Linked DNA regions of Homo sapiens: all the other regions are linked to region 2. The links are chromatin contacts, found by Hi-C or POLR2A ChIA-PET in ENCODE. All regions are on one chromosome and are shown on one strand. The core of a region is the stretch at or near the end of the contact, and the rest is flanking DNA. Distances in the headings are between cores, read along the strand shown.

The links. A loop is a pair of places that touch in the nucleus more often than their neighbours do. ChIA-PET counts read pairs that join two places held with the same protein, here RNA polymerase II (POLR2A). Pooled maps may share reads with other maps.
Region 1: a loop to region 2 is called in a pooled map, with 9 times the contacts of the local background. The contact joins the promoter of ZFP14 here to the promoter of ZNF607 in region 2. A Hi-C loop is called at or near these places in 4 of 50 pooled maps.
Region 3: a pooled map shows a loop between it and region 2 (5-fold over the local background). The contact joins the promoter of ZNF529-AS1 here to the promoter of ZNF607 in region 2. A Hi-C loop is called at or near these places in 1 of 37 single-sample maps with no recorded cell type and 4 of 50 pooled maps. POLR2A ChIA-PET finds 5 or more read pairs at or near these places in 2 of 52 experiments (BJ and K562).

What each region holds. Positions count from the first base shown.
Region 1 is chr19:36,377,768-36,380,467 of GRCh38, forward strand. It overlaps ZFP14 (ZFP14 zinc finger protein), which reads right to left and starts at 1,434. Exons shown (of 5, transcript NM_020917.3): 1 at 1,396-1,434. RefSeq lists a silencer at 1,541-1,630.
Region 2 is chr19:37,718,366-37,721,065 of GRCh38, forward strand. It overlaps ZNF607 (zinc finger protein 607), which reads right to left and starts at 1,396. Exons shown (of 5, transcript NM_032689.5): 1 at 904-1,396. RefSeq lists silencers at 898-987, 1,048-1,157.
Region 3 is chr19:36,571,981-36,574,680 of GRCh38, forward strand. It overlaps ZNF529-AS1 (ZNF529 antisense RNA 1), which reads left to right and starts at 1,369. Exons shown (of 5, transcript NR_173348.1): 1 at 1,369-1,575. It overlaps ZNF529 (zinc finger protein 529), which reads right to left and starts at 1,312. Exons shown (of 5, transcript NM_020951.5): 1 at 1,160-1,312; 2 at 353-412. The coding sequence starts at 366. RefSeq lists an enhancer at 1,369-1,458.

The sequences.
Region 1 (2,700 bases), core at 184-2,683, 1.3 Mb before region 2:
AACCCGGGAGGCGGAGGTTTCAGTGAGCACATCGTGCCACTGCACTCCAGCCTGGGTAACAGACCCAGACTCCATCTCAAAAAATACAAAAAAAAACAAAACAAAACAAACCTACTGGAAAGGGGTAGGAATTGGAATCTACCTTCATCACCCCATCATTCACTGGGAAGGAAGGCCAAAGCACCAGGTCAGTGGACAGGACATTTCAGGGGTTAAAGTCTAACTAGCTGAAGATTAACTGGAACAAGCCCGCATAGTCTGACAAAATCATATCTATTGACTGGCAGAAAGGGAGAAAATTCCACAGGAAGGGTTGGAATAGAATGGACGAGAGAGACGAGAAAAGCTCTTTCGTAAACGGTTGAGTTCCAGCTGAAAGATTCTAAGGAGGATCTAATGACAGCTGCAATCTGGAATGGCTGCTGTTTCCGAGGTGAGATTAGGAGAGGCAGGGATTAATGAGATATTGAATGCAATCATGAGTGTAATCAAGAGGGTATCCCCAGTAATAAAATGAAAACAGCAAAGCAAGTCTAGAACATCACTGGTAAGAAAACTGTAATCTCTCAAAGAGGGAGTCATTATGCCATTTTACAACTACTGCACCACCTGGGGAGAAATCATGTTTTCTATTAATTTTGCAACTGGCTTTATCTGTCTCTTCCTTCCTAGCCTGATTAATGACAGAGCTGCTTCATTGTTCAGTCCGAGCTGATTTTCATTCCACAGAAGAGGAAAGCAAATGCCCCCACGCCCAGAAAAAATAAAAATTACACTTCATGGAACAAAACGGAAACACAAACTCATCTGGATGTTGACTTGTCTATATGCAACAGCAATCATTTCCTCCTCTCCCCGCTGCCTTCCTAAAGAACAGCAGGATTGGGAAAGGAGACGGGAATCTTGAGACCGCGGGCCTTTCCTGGAGCCGGCCTTGGCTGAGCAGGACACACCCCCGCTAGCGCACTTGCTCCCTCCGTCTACTGCGCGCAAAACCCGATGGAAATAACAGGGAGCCTGGAATAAAGCTGACCCTTTCCCGTATCAGAGCGAAAGGCCAGGTACACGAAGACGGGGCTGGGATCTGTCTCCGAGTTCCCCGCAGTTTCCATGGGAGGGAGCTCGGGTAAAGCTGTGCAATCTGCAGTTCTTCAGACTGCGTCTTTTTGTTTGGGGGCCTTCATTCACTCCGGGGTTCCTGTATCTAACTCGGAGCCATTCCGGGCCGCTGGACCTGGGCGGCTCTGAAGCGAGAAGGCAGAGGACGCAACAGGGCACCCGGCGCCCAGTCAGCGCCACAAACTCCACAGCTACTGCCTCCTGGCTCACACTGAGGTCTGCGCCGCCCCCGCGCCACCCCCGCGCCCATTGCCTCGGTGCAAGCGACCAACTCACCTCTCGGAGCCGACACCAGCAGCGAAGCCGGAAAGAACTGCGAGCGGAGGCCTGTGGGAAATGTAGTCCGCCGATGGGAGGGACTGGTTCCAGCCCCAACGGGCTGCGCGGAGTGCGCATGCGCGGGGGCCGGAGCCCCGGGTGCGCTCGGGGCGGGAAGGCCCTCCGCGCTGCGTGGGGCTGAGGCGAGCTCGGGCTTGCGTTTGCTTTTGTCGCTGAGGAAGACTTTTATTTGTTTATTTTCTTGAGACAGGGTCTTACTCTGTCGCCCAGGCTGGAGTGCAGTGGCGTGATTAGAGCTCACTGCAGCCGCGACCTCCCGGGCTCAAGCGACCCTCCCACCCGAGCCTCCAGAGTAGCTGGGACTGCAGGCGCGCGCCACCACGCCCAACTCATTTTTTAAGTTTTTATAGAGACCAGATCTCCCTATGTTACCCAAGCCGGTGTCGAACTCCTGGGCTTAAAAGATCCTCCCGCCTGAGCCTCCCAAAGTGCTGGGACTACAGGCGTGAGCCACCAGGCTCAGCCGCGGAGGATTTAGAAAGAAGTTTTGGCACCAGCAGATGCCTAATATGTGTACTAAACACCTACCAGTTACTCACTGCATACACCCAAGCAAGGTGTGGGCACACATCAGGCATGCAATGAAAATACTCTCAAAGCCCACCAGAACCTGGAGCAGGACGTAAACCTAGAAAGGTCGCTCGTGCTCACTGCCCTCTCCCTTTCTCCCACTCTGTCTCTGTCTCTGTGTGTGTGTGTGTGTGTGTGTGTGTGTGTGTGTGTGTGTGTGTCTCGTATCTCCTGCAGTTGTGAATGTATTGTTCTACTAAAAATACAAAAAATTAGCCGGGCGTGGTCGCGCGCGCCTGTAATCCCAGCTACTCAGGAGGCTGAGGCAGGAAAATCGCTTGAACCCGGGAAGCGGAGGTTGCATTGAGCTGAGATCCGCCATTGCACCCCAGCTTGGGCAACAAGAGCGAAACTCCGTTTCAAAAGAAAAAGACTAACTGGAGAGGTCTGTCTCCAATGAGACTGAATTTGTCCTGTCCTGCGTTCCTTCAGGAAAGAAATGGGATAAGCCCACCAGGGACCACCCTGAGGCATCTTCTGTATCCCAAATTCTTTGATATATTAGTTAATACATGAAAGAATTTGTTCTTTCCTTAAGAATATAAAACTTTAGAAGATATTTGAAAATGCCTCGGCAATCTGGTTTCATTTTGCAAACAATAGGATATGCATGAAATAGGAGATAAATGAAAAATCTGAGCTACTTTATAACTACTAAGAAGGTGGCCAGAC
Region 2 (2,700 bases), core at 146-2,645:
CCCCCCTCCAAGGCTGCAGGCGCGTAATTTCATACACACGACCAGAAGGAAGTATGTTGGATGGAACCTGCAATCATCCTTCACTGCAGGTTCTTGGGGTCAGAATTCAAGGCCGTGTTTGTTAAACATGTAAATGAAACTCCAAGAACCGGGAGGTGGGGGCGGAGTAACAACCCTTTTCAGGAGGGAATCCTACACTCGAAACTGACAAACCCTGCCAGACCAAATTTTAGTCAGGCTACTACACCTTCAGCTAGGCCCATCTGTACACTTCACTGTAAAATCTGGCTATAGCAAAGAACTATTCTAAGTCAGTTTAGCAAGACCCTTTCGCCTCCGTATCTTCATCCTCCACCGTCCCCCAGGTCTCTCTCTCCAGAAATAATCCTGTTAGGTGCGTTTAGTCAGAATCTTCCTTAACCCAGACATTTCCTCTTAGTAATTTCTCATCCAGTGATCCCTAACCTTCTTGGCTATAAATTCCCACTTGTTCATGCTGAATTCGGAGTTGAGCCCAATGTCTGTTACCCACTGCAAAATCTCACAGCCGGGATCCCAATACCTACCACCATGGTCCTGAATAAAGGGTTCTTTGCATGCTTTAACAAGTGTCACTGAATACTTTTTTATTTAACAGAATCTATCATACCTTTCTTAAGGGCAATTACTCTTCTAAGCTTCTCATCCTATCTGTTTCTTCTCACTGGAAATCTTCATCTAAGACTCAGTATCTGATTTCCCATTGGGACCATTTCTCTGTTGTAGTCGTACTAGGCTGAGGAAGGCACAGGAAGCAGCAGGGAACCTGGAGCCAAGGGTCAATAGACCCCACAGAGCCCAGCGAAGCACGCTTTACAAAGGACACACACGGCATGTACAGGTCACACAAGGTCGACTACGCACCCCTCACAGTCCCGCAACTGCACCCACGTCACACAGGCAAGCCGGTCCTGTCGCCGCTGCGCGGTCTCTCACGCTCCCCGCCTGTCTCCTAGAGACGGGCCCCTCCTCCGCAGCTCCAGCACCCTAGGGCCTGAGGAGGCGGGAGACTCGCCCGGCCCGCCTGGGGGCCTCCGCGCTCTGAGCGCCTCCTGCAGCCCCACTCTCACCGCCACGCAGGGTACCACGCGGGCGGCGGGCTGGGGCTGCAGAGGCTCCCGCAGTGACCTGCGCCGCCTTCTTCAGGTGGAACCAAAAGGTCCCGGAACCGGAGCCAGGGGTCCAAGTTTTCTCCGTTGCCTTTGTAATATGTAGTCCAAGCCAGAACAGTCAGGACCGCAGGTACCGGTGAGAAATGGAGTCCAGAATCCTAAAAACCTACGAGAAATACGGCAGCGACCACTTGGACCGCGCCTCCCACCCACCGCTCGAGCCCCGGAGACTTCTGGGAGTGGCCGCCTTGCCTCGAGTGCGCATGCGCAGATCGGCCACTACTGGGCCCCTGGCCTGAGGCTTAGGGTGGAGTTAGTGCGTTCTTAGGGCCAGTAGGAGGCGAGTCTGAGTAGAAACTGATCCAGGTAGCCTCGGAAGGGATCACCTGCTGGATGGGTGTGAGCTCCTCAGGGTGGGGCGCCGAAACCCTCATGGCTCCTGAGGTAGAGCCGGCCTCCTTGGTAACACATGGGACTGGGACTTTTAATACCACCCGACAGGCCCAGCTTGTCTCGTCAAGCGCTAAGTAAATGGACTCACGTCCTATATGAGGGTTTGAAGTTCCATCACATTCTTCAATACATGACATTATGTTCTTCATCTTTGGACACGAATATATTTGACTAAAAATTTGACTAAAAAATCATCTGAAGAAATAACTGCTAAATAGTTTTATTATTTTTGTTCTGGAATAGGCTTCTTGAAGATAAAATAAGAAATTTAAAAAATTTTTTTGATCCTTCATGTAATACTTTGTAAATCTTCATAGTTATTTAGAAGCATCCAAAATTTCCAAATGGTAAAAAACGAATAAGAAAAATTTTTAGGTAAGTAAATTTGGGGGAAATATTTACAACAGCTAAAACGGACAAATATTTAATAGTCCGAATTTCCTGTTTCTTTGGCTTAATAAAATATTGATGAATACAGGCTGGGCACGGTGGCTCACGCCTTTAATCCCAGCATTTTCGGAGGCCAAGGCAGGAGGATCAGTTGAGGCCAGAAGTTCAAAACCAGCCTAAGAAACATAGTGAGACACCCCTCTCCTCCTCCCAAACTCTACCAAAAATGAAAGTTAGCCTGGTGTGGTGGCACACGCCTGTGGGCCCAGCTATTCCAAAGACAAAGGTAGGAGGATCAGTTGAGCCCGGAAGTTCAGGCTTCAGTGAGGTATGATGGTGTCACCGCACTCTGGCCTGAGCAACAGAGCAAGACCTTGTCTCAAAAAATAAATAAGTAAAATTAATTTAAAAATAAAAAATATTTGTCTATACCCTAAGAGGAAAAGGAACAAAACTAAAAAATCACCATTCAAAAATACAAATAGTCAAGGAAAAAAAACTATTAAAGTTACAATTTAAGAACTTATTGATCACTTTTTCTTCTCTTAATTAGTTCTTGGATTTGTTGCTCCTGAATCTCCTGAATAATCTCTCAGAAATACCACACATAGATCAATGGATTAAATTGACTCCACATATTATTTTCTTTTTCTTTTTTCTCTTTTTGAGACGGAGTTTTGCTCTAGTTGCCCAGGCTGGAGTGCAA
Region 3 (2,700 bases), core at 119-2,618, 1.1 Mb before region 2:
TACCATCTCCTATCTTGCTTTGTTTGCAAATCAAGTCTGTAAATAAGATCAAAGGTATCTAGTGTGCCATTCTACTTAATCACTCGTCTCCTCCTTAACAAATTACATTCTAAAAAAAAGTTTTAACTTCTCCTCCAGGAGTTGTATTTCTATACCATAAAAATCCTTTGGAAAAAAAGAAGCACATGGGAGAATTGAATGATTTACCTAATGCATATGTGAATATTCAATGAAAGGGAAATGGGCATTTGGAAAGGCAATGGAGGACAAGGGGACCCATCTCTACGGTCCTGTTGTTAATTGGGAAGAGAAAACCAAGGGACCAGGTAAATGAACAAAAAAAAAAACTAACCTTGAGTTGGCCATTAGTACCAATGCTGTCTTCCACTTCAGGGGGCCTTCACTTGCAGAACTACATAACCAAGAGGGAGAAAGGACTCATGACATCCTGGACTGGTTAAATAAGAACACAGTGTTCACCACCAGAAAAGCCCATCACACACAACAAACACACCCAGATCGAAGAGGGAAACTAGAATACTGTCGACTCCTCCCCACATCCGAGAAAAAGGTACGACCAATGCCTAGCAGTTTCTAGGGAACACAGCTCAGGAAATACTGTAGTTCTTTAATGTATAAATGGCCTCCAAACTCATGCAAGGGGAGTTATCCCAGGAATGAATACTACACCTATGCCCTCCCCTTCACGTCTTCCCAGGAAACTTCATTTATCTATCTTATCTATCTATCTATCTATCTATCTATTATCTATCATTTATCTATCTTCTATATATCATCTATGTAATCTATCTATATGCGTGTGTGTGTGTGTATAAGACCTCACGAAGAGATTCCATCACAGACATCACAGAGTCGGAAAAATGACGCTTTACCCAAAACAAACTCCTACAGGCTCACGGAAAAAAACGAACAAACAAACAAACAAAAAAAAACAAAAAAACACTTCTACCCCGTTCACACTTATAGTTGGTCACAACAGTGCTGTCACACGATCACGTCACCGTAGACCAGGGTCACACGATAGACCCCGCCCCTACTCACCGTCCTGAGTCCGATCAAACAGCACCCACGGCACACACTAGGGTCTCCGTCTCTCACACACACACACCACAATGACGTCGTAAACAATAGCACTAACCACCATCGTCCGCAGCTCCCGCGTACAGAGGCCTCAGGCTCCCGGCTCCACGTGGACCGACCTCGCCCGGCAGCGCGGGGCCACCTCACCGCGAGCTCCTCCCGCAGCCCGGCCCGGGTCACCTCGACTCGCCAGGCTTAACTCAATAACCACAACACCGGAAAAGGAAGCAAAGGTCGAAGTTCATCCGCGGCCCTGAGGCCTGTGGGAAACGTAGTCCAACAACGAAAGAGCCCTGAAGCTCAAGCGGAGCCCGCTGGCCGCAGGGGCCGCACCACGCCCCAGACCCTGGAGTTTCCGGGTGCGCAGACCCTTGCCATCAGCAGAGGCTGCCGCTGCGCGTCCCCTAGGCGCGGAAGAGGCGGCTGGTGGTCCCTGACGGCAAGGTGAAGTCGAGGCAGTAATCGGGAACCCAGGTTGGGAGGACAGAATGGGGAACAGGAAGCTGGGGCGAGGGTGGTCTTGGGGGAGGTGGGGGGCCGCGGAATTCTAGGTGGCCCCTGCCTCACCTCTGGAAAGAACCGGAAGCCCGGGCCGGGGAGGGTGAAGGGAGTCGCGGACCCGGCTGCTCAGCCGAGGAGGAAACCCGGACCCCAGGCTGAGGGAGGCCGAAGAAGGAACTGGAGGGCCGGGCTGGGAAGGCCTGAAGCGGGTACAGCCTTTAGGCTGGGGAGGGTCGAGGGGAGAACTCGGAGCCTGAGTCGGGCGAGGTTTTGCTCCACTCTGGCTTCTAAGTGTGGGGGCCTCAGGATGTGACCCGTGGTCGTAAACCTGAGGGTGACTTGGAGTTTTTGTCCGTTTTGCACCATGAGAAAGGCCCCAGATGGAATCTGGCAGGTAGCGGCGGTTCAGTGTGTGTGTGTCTGCCTTAGGGCGTGTTTTACACTGTTGACGAAAAGACTCAGACTCTAAAGTATTTGAAGAGACTTATTCTGAGCTAAATATGAGTGACCAATGGCCGGTGGCCCAGCCCTCAGGAGATCTTGAGAACCTGTGCCCAGGGTGGACGGGATATATGTGGTTTTATACCTTTTAGGGAAACATGAGACACCAATCAAATACATGTAAAATGTACATTGATTCCCTCCGGAAAGGCGGGACAGCTGGAAGGTGGCTGGCCTTCCAGGTCATAGGTAGATTCAAAGATTATTTGATTGGCAATGGGTTGAAAGAGTTATTGACGTAAGACTTAGGAATGTCTCCAGGTAGCACGCTTCACAGAGAATAGATTGTAAATGTTTCTTTTCAGACTTGGGGTCTTTTCTATCAGTAATTCCAAAATGGAGGAGGGTATAATGAAGCATGTCCGACCCGCCCACCCCCGCCTTTCCATCATGGCTTTACTAGTTTTTCAGGTTAGGAATGCCCTGGCCAAGAGGAGGGGTCCATTCAAGATGGTCTGGGTGTGCTTAGGATTTTATTTTTGGTTTACAACACCAGCACCACCGGAGTTTGCTGGTGTCCTTTCCAGTCAGTTTCAAAGCAGAGACAGCCATAGTTCTGATTTGTGTCACTGTAACTGTCAGTTCCGGAATTCCATA